Regions from separate parts of the Homo sapiens genome. Here region 1 is linked to region 2. A link is an interaction called in ENCODE POLR2A ChIA-PET data of the cell type or tissue named here. Cell type or tissue: CD4-positive, alpha-beta T cell. All regions are shown on one strand. Links, peaks and the distances in the headings refer to the core of each region. The heading gives the core; the rest is flanking DNA. Region 1 overlaps SLC43A2 (solute carrier family 43 member 2). Region 2 overlaps YWHAE (tyrosine 3-monooxygenase/tryptophan 5-monooxygenase activation protein epsilon).

The links. ChIA-PET counts read pairs that join two places held together with the same protein. Peaks named below come from ENCODE experiments on the same cell type or tissue, not always from the same donor. Only the 100,000 strongest peaks of a DNase experiment are listed, where the experiment ranks them.
Region 1: POLR2A ChIA-PET joins it to region 2 with 5 read pairs; 6 of 35 experiments call an interaction of 5 or more read pairs at or near these places.

What each region holds. Positions count from the first base shown.
Region 1 is chr17:1,601,533-1,609,625 of GRCh38, forward strand. All of the region lies in intron 5 of SLC43A2 (solute carrier family 43 member 2), which reads right to left. It also overlaps the pseudogene RN7SL105P. Among named protein-coding and RNA genes, the nearest start is that of SLC43A2, 23 kb to the right of the region's middle. RefSeq lists an enhancer at 5,011-5,776. In CD4-positive, alpha-beta T cell, for the core only: no CTCF peak of the experiment used is centred there; a DNase peak (open chromatin) is centred at 6,009; H3K27ac peaks cover 383 bases; H3K27me3 peaks cover 415 bases.
Region 2 is chr17:1,372,119-1,380,211 of GRCh38, forward strand. The region is part of intron 1 of YWHAE (tyrosine 3-monooxygenase/tryptophan 5-monooxygenase activation protein epsilon); the gene reads right to left. Among named protein-coding and RNA genes, the nearest start is that of YWHAE, 24 kb to the right of the region's middle. In CD4-positive, alpha-beta T cell, for the core only: no CTCF peak of the experiment used is centred there; DNase peaks (open chromatin) are centred at 2,523 and 3,673; H3K4me3 peaks cover 493 bases.

The DNA of each region.
Region 1 (8,093 bases), core at 1,121-6,120, 230 kb after region 2:
CTTCTGCACCGAGACTACCCCAGGCATGCACCGCCCTCCCAAAGGTCCAAAACGATGCAAAGGCGCTACTGAGCCAGAGTCGTGCACTGAGACTACCCCAGGCATGCACCGCCCTCCCGAAGGTCCAAACCAATGCAAAGGCGCTACTGAGCCAGAGTCCTGCATTGAGACTACCCCAGACATGTACTGCCCTCCCGAAGGTCCAAACCAATGCAAAGGTGCTATTGAGCCAGAGTCCTGCACTGAGACTACCCCAGGCGTGTACCACCCTCCGGAAGGTCCAAACCGATGCAAAGCCACTATTGAGCCAGAGTCCTTCTGCACCGCCCTCCCGAAGGTCCAAACTGATGCAAAGGTGCTACTGAGCCAGAGTCCTTCTGCACCGAGACTACCCCAGGCATGCACTGCCTTCCCGAAGGTCCCAACCAATGCAAAGGCACTATTGAGCCAGAGTCCTGCACTGAGACTACCCCAGACGTGTACCGCCCTCCCGAAGGTCCAAACCAATGCAAAGGCGCTATTGAGCCAGAGTCCTGCACTGTGACTACCCCAGGTGTGCGCCGCCCTCCTGAAGGTGCGTGTGGGTCGACAAGGGTGCACAAGCGGCAGGGGGCTGCATAGCAAGGTCTCCTTCAGCTTTGTTTTAATTATTTTTATAGAGACAGGGTCTCACTCTATTGCCCAGGCTGGTCTTGAACTCCTGGATTCCAGCGATCCTTCCACCTTGGCTTCCCAAACTGCAATGATTACAGGCATGAGCCACTGCACCCGGCCAATCTTTGTATATTGATTTTGTGAAGGCTCTTTATGTATTAAAGACATTCATTCACAGGCCGGGCACGGTGGCTCACACCTGTAATCCCAGCACTTTCAGAGGCCGAGGCAAGCGGATCACCTGAGGTCAGGGGTTTGAGACCAGCCTGGCCAACATAGTGAAACCTCGTCTTTACTAAAAATACAAAAATTAGCCGGACATGGTGGCAGGCACCTGTAATCCTAGCTACTTGGGAAGCTGAGGCAGAAAAATCGCTTGAACCCCAGAGGCAGAGGTTGCAATGAGCCGAGATTGTGCCACTGCACTCCAGCCTGGGCGACAGAGCGAGACTCTTGTCTCAAAAATTAATAAAAATAAAATAAAATGAAGACATTCACAGTTCTATATACTATGAATAAATTTTCCTAGTTTGTCATTTAACTTCTTAATTCATGGTGTTTTGTTTTTTCAGTTTTTTTTTTTTTTTTTGAGATGGAGTTTCGCTCTTATTGCCCAGGCTGGAGTGCAATGGTGCAATCTCGGCTCACCGCAACCTCCACCTCCCGGGTTCATGCGATTCTCCTGCCTCAGCCTCCCAAGTAGCTGGGATTACAGGCACCCGCCACCACACCCGGCTAATTTTTGTATTTTTAGTAGAGACAGGGTTTCACCATGTTGGCCAGGCTGGTCTCGAACTCCTGACCTCAGGTGATCCACCCGCCTCAGCCTCCCAAAGTGCTGGGATTACAGGCGTGAGCCACTGCGCCCGGCCGAGGGTTTTAAAGATCATAAATAGGGTAGGTATTAACAATAGTTACTATTATGATATGTGTTATGACTTCATAACAGGGAAAATCTTCTGGTCAAGCTGCTCCTGGGCATAGCCAACGAGGGAAGTGTCCTCTGGCAGGAACCACAGCTCTGGGAGGAAGAAAAGGAAGCCGACTACAGGATAAAACACAAATTAGTATTCCCCTTTAAATAAATAATTAGTGTCCACAGAGATGGCCTTTCTTCTCCTGTCCTTGTTATTCTGTTGTGACCACACATTGACTGCTGTCAGGATGTTTATGCTTTGGGTTTCACTGGTCAAGGTCATCCTTCATGTTCTCTTCAGAGAGGTTTCATTTGACACAAATGCTAGGTACTCCCTAAAAGCTGAAACACACTTTTGACCACCTATTTAAAAACTTTTATTGGTCAAAAAACACCATGAGGCCGGGCGCGGTGGCTCACACCTGTAATCCCAGCACTTTGGGAGGCCGAGGCAGGGGATCACCTGAGGTCAGGAGTTCGAGACCAGCCTGGCCAATACGGTGAAACCCCATCTCTACTAAAAATACAAAAAATTAGCCAGGCGTGGTGGCGTGCACCTGTAATCCCAGCTACTCGGCAGGCTGAGGCAGGAGAATCGCTTGAACCCAGGAGGCAGAGGTGGCAGTGAGTTGAGATCGCGCCATTGCACTCCAGTCTGGGCAACAAGAGTGAAACTCTGCCTCAAAAAACAAAACAAAACAAAACAAAACAAAAACTTAAAGATTAGAAAAGTCAAGGGACTCCCCCAAGCTAGTAATGGTCAGATTGGGGATTCAAGCCAGGCCAAGCCTCTGTGTGTAGGCCCCAGGCCACGCTGCCTCTCTGGAGTCTCCTGTGGCTCCGGCCAATACACACTTCAGTTTGGATCCCACGGCTTTTACATGTGCCTTATTAAGATCCAATCTGCGCCCTTCAACTAGAGGTTTATTTTTCATTCATTTACTTATTTATTTTTTGAGACAGAGCCTCACTCTGTCGCCAAGGCTACAGTGCAGCAGCACAATCTCAGCTCACTTCAAGCTCCACCTCCCTGGTTCAAGCGATTCTCCTGCCTCAGCCTCCCGAGTAGCTGGGATTACAGGCATGTGCCACTACGCCACGATGCCCAGCTAATTTTTTTTTTGTATTTTGAGTAGAGATGGAGTTTCGCCATGTTGGCCAGGCTGGTCTCGAACTCCTGACTTCAGGTGATCCATCCGCCTCGGCCTCCCAAAGTGCTGGGATGACAGGCGTGAGCCACCGCGCCCGGTCATTTTTTTAAATTTGTTTTTGGAGATGAGGTCATGCTGTATTGCCCAGGCTGGAGCGCAGTGGCTATTCACAGGCATGATCCCTCTACTGATCAGCAGGACACTTTTGACCTGCTCTGTTTCTGACCTGGGCCGGTTCAGCCCTCCTTAGGCAACCTGGGGGTCCCTCACCCCCCGGAGGTCACCACACTGATGCTGAACTTAGTGTAGACATCTCATCAACACAGCACGCTATTGTGCAGAACTCCTGGGCTCAACTCATCTGCCCACCTCAGCCTCCTGAGCAGCTGAGACTACAGGGGGATACCACAATGCCCAGTCCCCAACTAGAGATGGCTTACATTCCTTCTGAAGCTCCTTTTAGACCCATCTGCCCCCTGCCCTCACCTCCTGCTGTTGCCTTCGGCTGACCTCCCCATGGTCCAGCGCCACAGCATCGGATGGGCTTGCATTTGCCTGTGGACTCCCGTAGGTCATCCTGACATCTGGGTCACTCCCCACATTCCCCCTCTCGCTCACTCCGTCCCCAGCTTCCCTGCCTCCACCGGTCTCAGCTGCGCATAATGGCTGTTCGAAGCCGCGGTGCCGGAGTGAGGGCTGAGCGCTGAGCAGAGCGCCCTAGCGCGGGCCTCGAGGGCTGGCGGAGGGGAAGGACCCCAGGAGGGGAAGGACCAGCTTTGCTGCCAAGCAGGAAGCCGGAGCTGTTTCCTGACTCACCACCACACTCACAGGTGGGAGTGCAAGCCCCTCTTCCCGCCCTCAGGTGCTTCCCACAGCCCCCTCGCCGCCTCTGCCTCCGTGCGGGTCAACCTGTCCTGCCAGCCCGGGCTGTTCACTCACTGCCTCCACGCAGCCTCAGTCACACAGGGAAGCCCGTGACTCTCTCTCTTTCAGCCCCCTGGCTGCAGCATAAACAGGCCGGACTGTGTGACCTTCCCAGAGGGGAAAACAGCAGCTGCAGGCGGCCCCTCCCCTGGCATTCTGGCCATAGAGCATGACCACCGGACAGGAGTGCCTGCAGGGCCAAGGCCCTGGGACAGTGCGGGCGCGGGAGCTTCTCTAAGATGCCGGACGTACGTGCCTTTTGGCCCAGGGCAGGCCATGGCATTGCTGGCAGGCAGAAACAAGGGGCAACCGTGGCACCCCCGGCCCTGACTTTCCACATCCACGGACTCCCGAGTCCTCCCTGGCCTGCAGGAGGCTGGGGAGCTGGGTGGTGGGTGGGGGCTGCGGAGCTGGGAGGTGGGTGGGGGCTGGGGAGCTGGGTGGTGGGTGGGGGCTGGCATTCTGGCCCTCGGGTCCCCTCCAGAGGGAGCCTTGTCCCCAAGTGGCTGGAGTACACACCCAGAGTTCTGTACAACCTGCACAGGCCGGGATCCCGGAACCAGACTGCACAGGTAGACTCTGCCAGGCTGGGCTGTTTCCTACCCACAACAACCGGGCACCTCCAAGCACATGCTGCCCGGGACAAGGTCCTTGTGGTCACCTTTCTGCTTCAGTGCTGAAGGGAGGGGAAGGGTGTGCTCCCCTCCCCCGGCCACCTCCTGTGCCTTCCCGGCCGGGTCCAGTCCTGCCAATACCGCTGCCCTTTCCGTCTGAACGTGGTCACATACTGCAGCAAATTCATGAGGCAGAACCCTCAGATGGCAAATTCTCCCCAAACCAATGGCAAGTAGCTGACTGCCTGAGCTTCCCCAAGGTACAGGACAGAAAGAGAGGAAGGTGGGGAGGCACAGCAGGCACTGGGCACTGGCAAGTCCCGCTCACCAGGCACCTAGACCCTCCAGAGCTGGCCGGGGGCCACCGCGGGACCCTCTCCTGGACCCTCCAGAGCTGGCCGGGGGCCACCGTGGGACCCTCTCCTGGCTGCAGACGCGGGGTCTACTGAGCCACGGCACTAAACTCCTGTCCCCTCTCTGGGGGCATCTGCCATCCTGCCCTCCTCTCCAGGATCTGAAGAGGGATGTTTATCCTCTTCACTTCCCTCAGATCCCACCTCCCATGAAATCATGCCTTCCTCAGGTTTAAAGTCAGACTTGAAGGAATCAAAAGGGAAAATCCACAGAGAAATGTCTCATCGGGGAGCCTGGCAACATTTTGAAACCCGCTTTTCTGTGTGGCTTCTGCTGAGAAATCCCCATCCCACCCACGGGGACAGGGGTCAGAGTAATGGAGTGGAAATGGCAGGTTCACAATTTTGGCTACAGCTGCTCCCATCTCTAAGCAACCCAGGCTCCGGGTTGGAGGGTGGCGACCCCAAGATGCGGCCTCAGCCGCCGGCCGTGTTTGTGCTCCAGCCGATGAAGCGAGTGCAAAGGGCTGTACAAACGCGAGGCACTGAACAAACACTGAGCGTGCCGTCCAGATGTCCCGGGGGAGGCTGAGGATCCACACCGTGGGGAGTGCTCTGCCCCCATGGAGTGACCTGGCGTCCGCCCTCCACGGATGGCACGCGATGGCCCAGGCCCTGTGCTGCAGGGCCCTGGGAGAGCCAGCACTGGCTACTGGGCAGCCTACCTGACGCGACAGCCACCCTTGCCCCTCGGAGCCTCCACTTGGGAGGGAAATACCACCATGGGTGCCGACCTCTTGGGCTCTGGAAGGATGGCTCATGGCCATCTCCTTCTGGACTACAAGGAAAAGGCGTGTGCCCGCTTGGAGCCCCCTCTCCTACCAGTGGGGGTAACAGCTCGCAGCCCCTGGTCATCTGTATTTAGACCACAGCCCATGCAGCACAAAGGCCCCGGGACCCAGGAAGTCCCCGAATTAAGGCTTCCACAGCGCCGTCCCCTAGAGTCCTGGGTTATCACAGAGCTATTATCCACAGCCCCAACATGGTTGTTGAAGATTGGAGTTAGAAATTCCTAAAGGCGACCCTGGAGACTCCTTTGTCCCCCAAATTAGAACACGGGTGGGAGACACAAACAGAAAGTGCCATTGTGCCCTGAGCTTGGCGTCTCTGGGAGCTGATCCCGACAGTTCTGCTTTCTGAAGTCCTGGGTTGTATCAGAATGAGATTCGGCTCTGCTCAGCAGAAGCCCCAGTCAGCCCAAGAGTGTTGCTTAACTGCTTCAGCCCTGTCCTCACTGACCTCATTTCCCTTTTGGGGTCTGTTCTCAAGGAGCAGGCACTGGAGCCCTCATCAGAGGCCTCAGGGGGCAGGGGAATGCCCATGGAACTCCCTCCACCCTGGGGGGAGGCAGAAAGAGATGACTTAGAAGGAGAGCTGGCCCATGCAACCAGAGGGTGTGGGTGTGAATGGTGGGTGTCAGCACATGCCCTCAGACGAGGAACAGTGACGTAGCAGCTTCCTGGGGCCTCTGGACCAAGGGTTGGCAAACTTTTTCCATAAAGGGCCAGACAATAGACTTTTTTTTTTTTGAGTCAGAGTCTCGCTCTGTCACCCATGCTGGAGTGCAGTGGCACAATCTCAGCTCACTGCAACCTCTGCCTCCCGGGTTCAAGCAATTCTCCTGCCTCAGCCTCCTGAGTCGTGGGGACTACAGGCGCCCACCACCACATCTGGCTAATTTTTGCATTTTTAGTAGAGACGGGGTTTCACCATGTTGGCCAGCCTGCTCTCAAACTCATGAGCTCAGGTGATCCACCCGCCTCAGCCTCCCAAAGTGCTGGGGTTACAGGCGTGAGCTAGTGTGCCTGGCTAAGACAGTAGACCTTTTGGGCTTTACAAGCCATATGGCCTCTGTCACGACTGCGTTGACTCTGATGAGATACCACAAAAGCAGCCACAGACAGGAGCAAACAGGCACAGCTCTACCCCATGAAGTTTTGTTTACAAAAACAGGCAGTGGTCTGGATTTGGCCTGGCAATGGCGGTTTGCTGACTCCTGCTCTAGATCAAAAAATGAAAACCTTGAAGAACAAACCAACAGCCTCCCTTAGACAGACCTCTGGTAGCCAAACGCTTCAAATGGTGATCAGGTGACTCTCTTGCCTGGTCACTCTCTAGCCTGTGTAGCTTTTTGCCTCCAGTGGGAGAGCAAAGAGTGAATAGAAACGCTCCTGCCACAGTGGTTTGTGTGTTTTGTTTTTTTTTTTAAGACGGAGTCTCACTCTGCCACCCAGGCTGGAGTGCAGTGGTGCGATCTCAGCTCACTGCAACCTCCGCCTCCCGGGTTCAAGCAATTCTCCCACCTCAGCCTCCCGAGTAGCTGGAATTACAGGAACATGCCACCATCCCAGGCTAATTTTTGCATGTTTAGTACAGATTGGGTTTCATCATGTTGGCCAGGCTGGTCTTGAACTCCTGGCCTCAGGTGATCCACCCACCTTGGCCTCCCAAAGTGCTGGGATTACAGGTGTGAGCCACCGCACCCGGCCACCGCAGTGGTTTTTAGCCTTCACACAGACCTGCCAGAGGCCAGTGAAAGTAATGGACCCTCCCCTCCAGAAAGACACAGCTGAGCAGCACCTACACACGCTTTGTTGGCATGGAATTTCAAGGGTGTGCACGGCTCTCCTGAAGCTTACTCATGGACCATGTAGAGACCTGAAAACCCCAGGGTAAGATCTCCTGCTCACTCGGAAAGAACACTAGTGTCTTTGTATTTGAAAGAGCTCTTACGAGTCACTAAATACTAATAATAATAAAATCAAGAGCACTGTAGAAAAATAGACAAATGACACAAAGAAGCAATTCACAGAAGAAATGCAATTTACCAATAAAGAGGAGAAAAAATGCTCTGTCTCACTAATAATGAAATAAATTTTAAAAATGGCATGTCGTTTTTCATAGGATCAGAGTGGCTATGTTTTAAAGAGGAATGACATGGCACTGGAAGGGACATGGAGGAAAAGACACTCGTGTACGTGCTGGTGGGCCTGTGGTGGCAGGCAGGCTTTTTTTTGAGACAGAATTTCACTCGTCGCCCAGGCCGGAGTGCAGTGGCGCAATCTCGACTCGCTGCAACCTCTGCCTCCCGGGTTCAAGCGATTCTCCTGCCTCAGCCTCCCAAGTAGCTGGGATTACAGGCGCCCTCCACCAAGCCCAGCTAATTTTTGTATTTTTAGTAGAGACGGGGTTTCACCATACTGGTCAGGCTGGTCTCGAACTCCTGACCTCAGGTGATCTGCCCGCCTCAGCCTCCCAAAGTGCTGGGATTACAGGCGTGAGCCACTGCGCCCGGCCAGATAACATTTTTAGAAGACTATTTAACAGTACATATTAAATTTTAAAACATGCTAATCCTGTGGCCCAGGGCTGCCAGGAACTTATTTTACAGAAATACATGTACAGGGATGCTCACTTCAGC
Region 2 (8,093 bases), core at 1,565-6,564:
TGAGCCACCGCGCTCAGCCGACCTTGTACTTTTTAAGTAATGGAGATGGCATCTTTCCTTAAACCTTACTAACCAACCTCTGCTAGGTTCCAGCTTTCTATCTGTAGCTTTCTCACCTCTCTCAGCTTTCTTAAATTTGAAGAGAGTTAGAGGGTTGGTCTGAATTAGGCTTTGGCTTAAGGGAATAGTATGGCAGGTTTGATCTTCTATTCAGACCACCAAAACTTTCTGTCAGCAAGAAGGCTGTTTTGCTTTCTCATCATTGCTGTGTTCACTGGACTAGCACTTTTTAATCTCCTTGAAGAACTTTTCCTTTGCATTCACAACTGTGGTGCAAGAGGCCCAGCTTTCAGACCGTGTCTCGGCTTTTAAGGTAGCCTTCCTGACTCAGCTTCATCATTTCTACCTTTTTATTTAAAGTGAGAGACTGGGACTCTTCCTTTCTCTTAAACACTTAGAAGCAATTGCAGGGTTGTTAATCGGCCTAATTTAAATATTGTTATGTTTCAGGTAATAGGTAAGCCTAACGGGAGGGAGAGAGACAGGGAGTCAGAACACAAACAAGAGCTCACGCCTGTAATCCCAATACTTTGGGAGGCCGAAGGCAGGAAGATCATGTGAGCCTAGGAGTTCAAGACCAGCCTGGGCAACAGGTGAGACCCTATCTCTACAAAAAATACAAAAACTAGCCAGGCATGGTGATGTGTGCCTGTCGTCCCAGCTTCTCAGGAGGCCGAGGCAGGAGGATTGCTGGAGCCTGGGAGGTCAAGGCTGCAGTGAGCATTCCTGCCTGGGTGACAGAGTGAGACCCTGTCTCCAAAAATTAATAGTAAAAGAACACAGGCCAGGCATGGTGGCTCACGCAGTAATCCCAGCACTTTGGGAGGCCAAGGCGGGCAGATCACATGAGGTCGGGAGTTCGAGACCACCTGACCAACATGGAGAAACCCTGTCTCTACTAAAAATACAAAAAAATTAGCCAGGCATGGGGGCGCGTGCCTGTAATCCCAGCTACTCGGGACGCTGAGGCAGGAGAATCGCTTGAACTCAGGAGGCGGAACTTGCGGTGAGCCAAGATGGCGCCCTTACACTCCAACCTAAGCAACAAGAGCGAAACTCAGTCTCAAAAAACAAGCAAAAAAAGGAATACACACATCTATCAATTAATTTCCCTCAGTTCACGGATCCCCAAAACAATTACAATAGTAACGTCAAAGATTACTGATCACAGATAACCACCATTAACATGTAATGAAAAGTTTGAGGCCGGGCGAGGTGGACTCACGCCTGTAATCCCAGCGCTTTGGGAGGCCAAGAAGGGTAGATCACAAGGTCAGGAGATGGAGACCATCCTGGCTAACACGGTGAAACCCCGTCTCTACTAAATATACAATAAAAAATTAGCCAGGCATGGTGGCGGGCGCCTGTAGTCCCAGCTACTCGGGAGGCTGAGGCAGGAGAATTGCGTGAACCCGGGAGGCGGAGCTTGTAGTGAGTAGAGATCGTGGCACTGCACTCCAGCCTGGGTGACAGAGTGAGACTTCATCTCAAAAAAAAAAAAGAAAAGTTTGAAATACTGCACAAGGTACCAAAATGTGAACAGAGACAAGAAGTGAGCACCTGCTGTTGGAAAATGGCACCAACAGACTTGCTCAAAGCGGGTTCCAGAAACCTTCCATTTGTTCTGTAAAAATGTAGTATCTGTGAAGCACAATCAAACAGGGTGTACCTACGAACAGAGCCATACAGTATGGAGCCTCCCATGACTGGCTTCTTTCCCAACACAACCTACCGTATGGAGTCGGCTGTGACTGGCTTCTTTCCCATAGCATGGTCTCAAGTTTCATGCCTAGTGTAGCATGCATCAGTACTTCACCTACTGTATGGATATACTATGCTTTAAAAATCCATTCATTAGGCCAGGTGCGGTGGCTCACGCCTACAATCCCAGCACTCTGGGAGGCAGGTGGATTACCTGAGGTCAGGAGTTCAGACCAGCCTGGCCAAAACATGGCAAAACCCCGTCTCTACTAAAAATACAAAAATTAGGCTGCCATGATGTCTAGGCGAATGTCTGTAATCCCAGCTACTCGGGAGGCTGAAGCAGGACAACTGCTTGAACACGGGAGGCGGAGGTTGCAGTGACCCGAGATCGTGCCACTGAACTCCAGCCTGGCAACAGAGCGAGACTTGGTCTCAGGAAAAAAAAAAAAAAATCCATTCGTTAGTTAATGAACATTTGGGTTGTTTCCATTTTTGGACTATTATAAACAATGCTGCTACGAACGTTCTTTAAGTTTTTGTATGAATAAATGCTTTCAGTTCACTTCAGTATACACCTAGAAGGAACTTCAGGATCACATGGTAACTAGCTTTTTGAGGAAGGACATCCCAAACTTTTCTACAGGAGCGGCACCGTTTTTACACTCCCACCAGCAACACAGGATTCTAATCTGGCCACGTCCTCAGGAACACTTGTTAGTTATTCTTTAAACTAGTCATCCTAGTGGGTGTGAAGCTGTATCTCTTTGTGGTTTTGATTTGCATTTCCTTGATAACTAATAGTGTTGAACACCTTTTCATGTGCTTATGAGCCTTTTGCGTATGTTCTCTGGAGAAATATCTATTCAAACACTTTGCCAAATATTTAATTATTTGTCTTTTCATTATTGGTATGTAGGAGTTGTTCATTTTTAAAACCCCACTGACTCCTCTTAATTCCCCCAACCCCCTCTGCATCCCTTAAGGTAGCAGATTAAGGAACAGAAGTAGCATTGAGTCAGGAGACACTTCTATTGCTTCAAGAGACAGGGTCTCACTACGTTGCCCTGACTGTATGTCGTGCAGTGGCTATTCACAGGCCCATGATCACAGCGCACTATGTAGCCTTAAACTCCTGGCCTCGAGTGATCCTCCCACCTCAGCCTCCCAAGTAACTGGGACTATAGGTGCACACTACCAAGCACATCACTCCTTCAAGAGTATGGAAAGTCAACTTCTCAATCTCTCCAAACATTCTACGACCAGTGCTTTGTACCAGTTTGTACAAATAACGACTACAATGACACTCTCTTCCAATATCACTGTCATCTTTATCCTTTTAACACCAGCAACAGAAACATAATACTAATGATAATGTACCCCAAAACTATATAAGAAAAGCTGATTTATCCAAAACTCTAGACTAACTACACCCTTCAGCCCTCCCTCAGTAGAGGATGAACTCCAACCATTATATTCACATAAAGGCCCTCAACACAACTAGCATTTCCTGAAATCACCTTTGCGGCAAGTATTTTATCAGTGGGATGTGGGCATTTCACGGGTGGGGGAAGGCTGTCATGTGTTTGCAGCAGGTGGGATCGCAATTTAAGAACCAAAAAACTGAAATGGTTGAAATCACTTCTTTTGGATCCACGGGCAGTTTTGCTACAGTAATTTTGAGTAACAAAATCGAATTTCTGGGACTTTTCATGGTTTGGGGACAAGGGTGGGTGATTAAAATCGCCACTCTGAAAAACATACTCCTCACAAGTTAATTAAACATAGTTAAGTCTCTTTAGTTCCAAGTAAGTTTCCCTTCATTGTATGGTAATAGCCTAGACACAGATCCACCACATGGAACCAGCTTGTGTCTGGGACACCCATCATCTGCTGCTGCCAGTAGAGTCACAAGTTTTTCCCCTTGACTTGTTAACTGAGGTTTGGTTTGTGGTTGTGTTCTTTCAACTATGTTGTTCATTCAACAGACTAATTCATAAATAAAACACCCCATTTCAACTATGTTGTTCATTCAACAGACTTATTCACAAATAAAACCCCCCATGCTAAAATAGGCACTGTTCCAAATGCTTCGCTGTATTAATGTGCTTAATCTTCTCAACAGACCTCTGAAGTGGGTACCAGTATTATCCCATTTTAGAATATCTCCATATACTGAAGAACACGAAGGTTAAACTTGTTCCAGATCACAAAGCCAGTGGACTACAACTCAGGGAATCTGACTTGAGTTGTGCTTTGATTTAATCATATTGCCTCAGATTTGAATATTTATTTGAATGCATCTGTACGAGGATCCTTTTGTTTGCTTCTGTGACAATAGAGGGGAAATAACTGGTTTCAGTGACTCTACCAGAGAAACAAGTTTCACATACTAAAATGTGGTTGAGACCCAGGCATGGTGGCGTCTGCCACCATGAGAGAAAGAACGAAGACAGAAAGACAGACAGAAAGACAAGAAAGACAGACAGACAGACAGAAAGAAAGAAAAAGAAAGAGAGAGAAAGAAAGAAAAGAAAAGAAGGAAAGAAGTTCACTCCTGCTTAAAACGCATTTCTTTTTCCACCTAGAGGTTCACCCCTCTCCCAAAAAAAGCTTACTTTATTCTTTTCTCTTAAAGAGACGGGAGTCTTTGTATGTTGCCCAGGCTGGTCTCCAACTCCTGGGCTCAAGCAATCCTCCCACCTCAGCCTCCTGAATACAAAAAGCTTAGTTTCATACCTCTAATATCTTTACATCAACATCCCAGTAAACCTGATTTTCCCAAGACTGTCCTTGCCAGGTAGTAAAACAAGTCTCTGCTGAGCTTCAACAGTTTCTGATAAACACAAAGTACAAAATCATAAAAGGAGCAGGTCTCCAACTATCAGGCTGACAAGTCACAAGGCACAATTTACAGCTCCTAATGAAATTCAGGGTCAGGAAAAAAGCAAACTGTTCAGAATCTGCCATGGGAAAAACGAGCAGGTTCTGTACTGGCTGACAGGATTAATGTTCCTCTTACCAAAGCACACAGGGTCATAACCCTAACTTTTTTTTTTTTTTTTGAGACAGAGTCTAGCTCTGTTGCCCAGGCTGAAGTGCAATCTCACTGCAACCTCCATCTCCCATGTTCAAGTGATGCTCTTGCCCCAGCCTCCCTGGTAGTTAGGACTACAGGTGCCCGCCAACGTGCACGGCTAATTTTTATATTTTTAGTAAAGACAGGGTTTCACCATGTTGGCCAGACTGGTTTCGAACTCCTGACCTCAGGTGATCCACCTGCCTCGGCCTCCCTAGGTGGTGGGATTACAGGCAGGGGTTACCACACCCGGCCCTAATCCTGATTTTAAGGGCAGAAAAATGAAGCTAAGAGTAATGTTCCTAAAGTCACACAATGGTAAAACCCAAACTCAAACCCAGACAATCTAACTTAAGAGTCTGAGCTTTTAGCCATCACACTTCAATGACTTTGCAACCAGAGTGCTCACAGAAACAAATTCCTTAGCCCAAGAACAGTAAAAGCAATCACACCAAGGGAAGAAAAGGGCACAGCATCAGGCACTGACATAAAAAGGTTCTGTCAGAACCGGAAATGTGGCTCACACCTGTAGTCAGTCCCAGCTACTCCAGAAGCTGAGACAGGAAGATCGCTTGAGCCCAGGAGTCCGAGGCCACAGTGAGCTATGATCATGCCACTGCACTCCACCCTGGGCAACAGAGCAAGACTCTGTCTCTCAAAAAGAAAGAGTTCAGTCACTTAGGTTCTGGAAAGGTCCTGAGCTTGCTTTATATAAAGGCTAATCAATTAGCCAATGACCTTTCCTTTTTCCTAGGAAACATCATCCCTCTGGATCAAACTCAAATGTCTTACTATGTAAAGACTTCCTGGCTGGAAGCAGTGGCTCATGCCTGTAATCCCAGCACTTTGGGAGGCCGAGGCAGGTGGATCACCTGAGGTCAGGAGTTCGAGACCAGCCTGGCCAACATGGTGAAACCCCGTCTCTACTAAAAATACAAAAATTAGCTGGGCATGGTGGCGGGTGCCTGTAATCCCAGCTACTCGGGAGGCTGAGGCAGGAGAATTGCTTGAACCCGAGAGGCGGAGGTTGCAGTGAGCCAAGATCGCGTCACTGCACTCCAGCCTGGGCAACAGAGGTGAGACTCCGTCTCAAAATAAAAGTCTCAAATTGTTTTTATGGTTTGGAGGGGATAGTATGCAAGTTTGTTGGAGAGAAACTTACAAGGTGCTACTTACTAAGAAATTTACCTTGCGGATATTTTCTTAAAAAGGAGTCATCACAGAAAATGTATGCCTAGATTTACATGTGAGAAGCAGTCTTCAATTGGATACTTCTGACCCCATGAAATAACTGAGGACATTTCTGCAGAAGGCTGACATATGAGAATGCTCAGGAATTGTGTGGCTTTCAAATAATCTGATTCAGCTTGGACAACCTCCAAGGAATGAATAAAATTAGGCAAAAGCTTGACAATCACTAAACATAGTCAATTCACAGATAATTCATGACAATCAACATTCTGCCTTACTGATTTCTAAAAGGTCCCAATATCTTGCTAGTCACATGACAACTCTCTTGTTACTATTCAGAAATATAAAGATGGAGCAAAATTTTTTCTAAAACGATTATCACGCACCTTCTCTATCACACTGACAAATAATCTGGGAAGCATCAGTTCTGTACTAAAAAGCATGTCTAAAAAGCCTGACTCAGACCATTTCAGGAGCAATACTACTCGTTTACTATAAAAGAAATTCAGTACAGGCCAGGCACGGCGGCTCACGCCTGTAATCCCAGCACTTTGAGAGGCCAAGGCGGGTGGATCACCTGAGGTTAGGAGTTCAGGACCGGCCTTGGCCAACATGGTGAAATCCCGTCTCTACTAAAAATACCAAAAATTAGTTGGGCATGGTGGCACACACCTGTGATCCCAGCTACTCGGGAGGCTGAGGCAGGAGAATCGCTTGAACCTGGGAGGCGAAGGAAGTTGCAATGAGCAAAGGTCATGCCATTGCATTCCAGCCTGGCGACAAGAGCAAAACTCTGTCTCAAAAAAAAAAAAAAAGAAATTCAGTATGATCCCCAAGAAAGTTACAAAACATTCTCAGATGGCTAACCTGAATTATACTGGTTTTTAAACATTAAATCTCTGCCCAAATTTGGCAATTTTAATTTTATCATAATTAATTCAGCTGCTTGAAGCCTGCTTAAAGTTTGCGATGTCATCACTTTAAGGTTGACTATACTCATGTCAGTGTACTTCCAAATCACCTAAGAGCCCTATGGGATGTTAAGACACACTTCAGATTTTACATGGCCTCACGCCTGTAATCCCAACACTTTGGGAGGATGAAGCGGGCAGGCTGCTTGAGCTGAGGAGTCTAAGCCCAGTCTGGGGAGCACGGCAAAACTCCATCTCTACTAAAATATAAAAAATTAGCCGGGCGTGGTGGCACACACCTATAGTCCCAGCTACTCTGGAGGCTGAGGTGGGTGGATCAACTGAGCCCAGGAAGTCAAGGCTGCAATGAGCTGTGATCACGCCACTGCACTCCAGCCTGGGCAAAGAAAGCAAGACTCTGCCTCAAAAGAAGATTTCATACATGCAAAACTTCTAATTCGAATGACGAAAAAAACTATCAACTACACTAATTCTAATAGTAAATAACATGGAAAGAATCTAAGAATGTAACAAAATGTCAAATCTGTAGCTTGAGGAGTCTTAAATCATATTTTCTTAGAAAAACAAAATGCAAGAATAGTGATCACTAGTTCTACTCAATTAAGATGAGCAAAAGGCTGGGATGTACCCTGGAGCGTGTTACGATGAGTTATGAAGGAAGGAGTACTTGAGGTAAACAGTTGGACAAGATTTAGGAAACACTCCTGGAACTTGTTTTAATTTAAGCAAAGATTTAAAATTGTGTAAAATGAACAGGATTAGTTGGTTGACATGTAAATTATACTTTGTGTTCAGTACGGTGAAAGAACCAGAATGCTGTAAACAGAAAATAATGGAAGTACTCAGAAGCTTTTCTGAAGAGGCCCTATTCTAGTCTACTAACTTTGACTATTATTGTAGTACCCACATACCACGTGCACTTTTATTAGACAAAAATGACACACACTTTGGGAAACAGCACAGGAAAGTCCCACCACAGCACAGCAAACACCACACTTACAGCAAAGAGTTTCAGACTAGAAGACTAGACTTTTTTTTTTTTTTTTTTTTGAGACGGAGCCTCACTCTGTCGCCCAGGCTGGAGTGCACTGGCACGATCTCGGCTCACTGCAACCTCCGCCTCCCGGGTT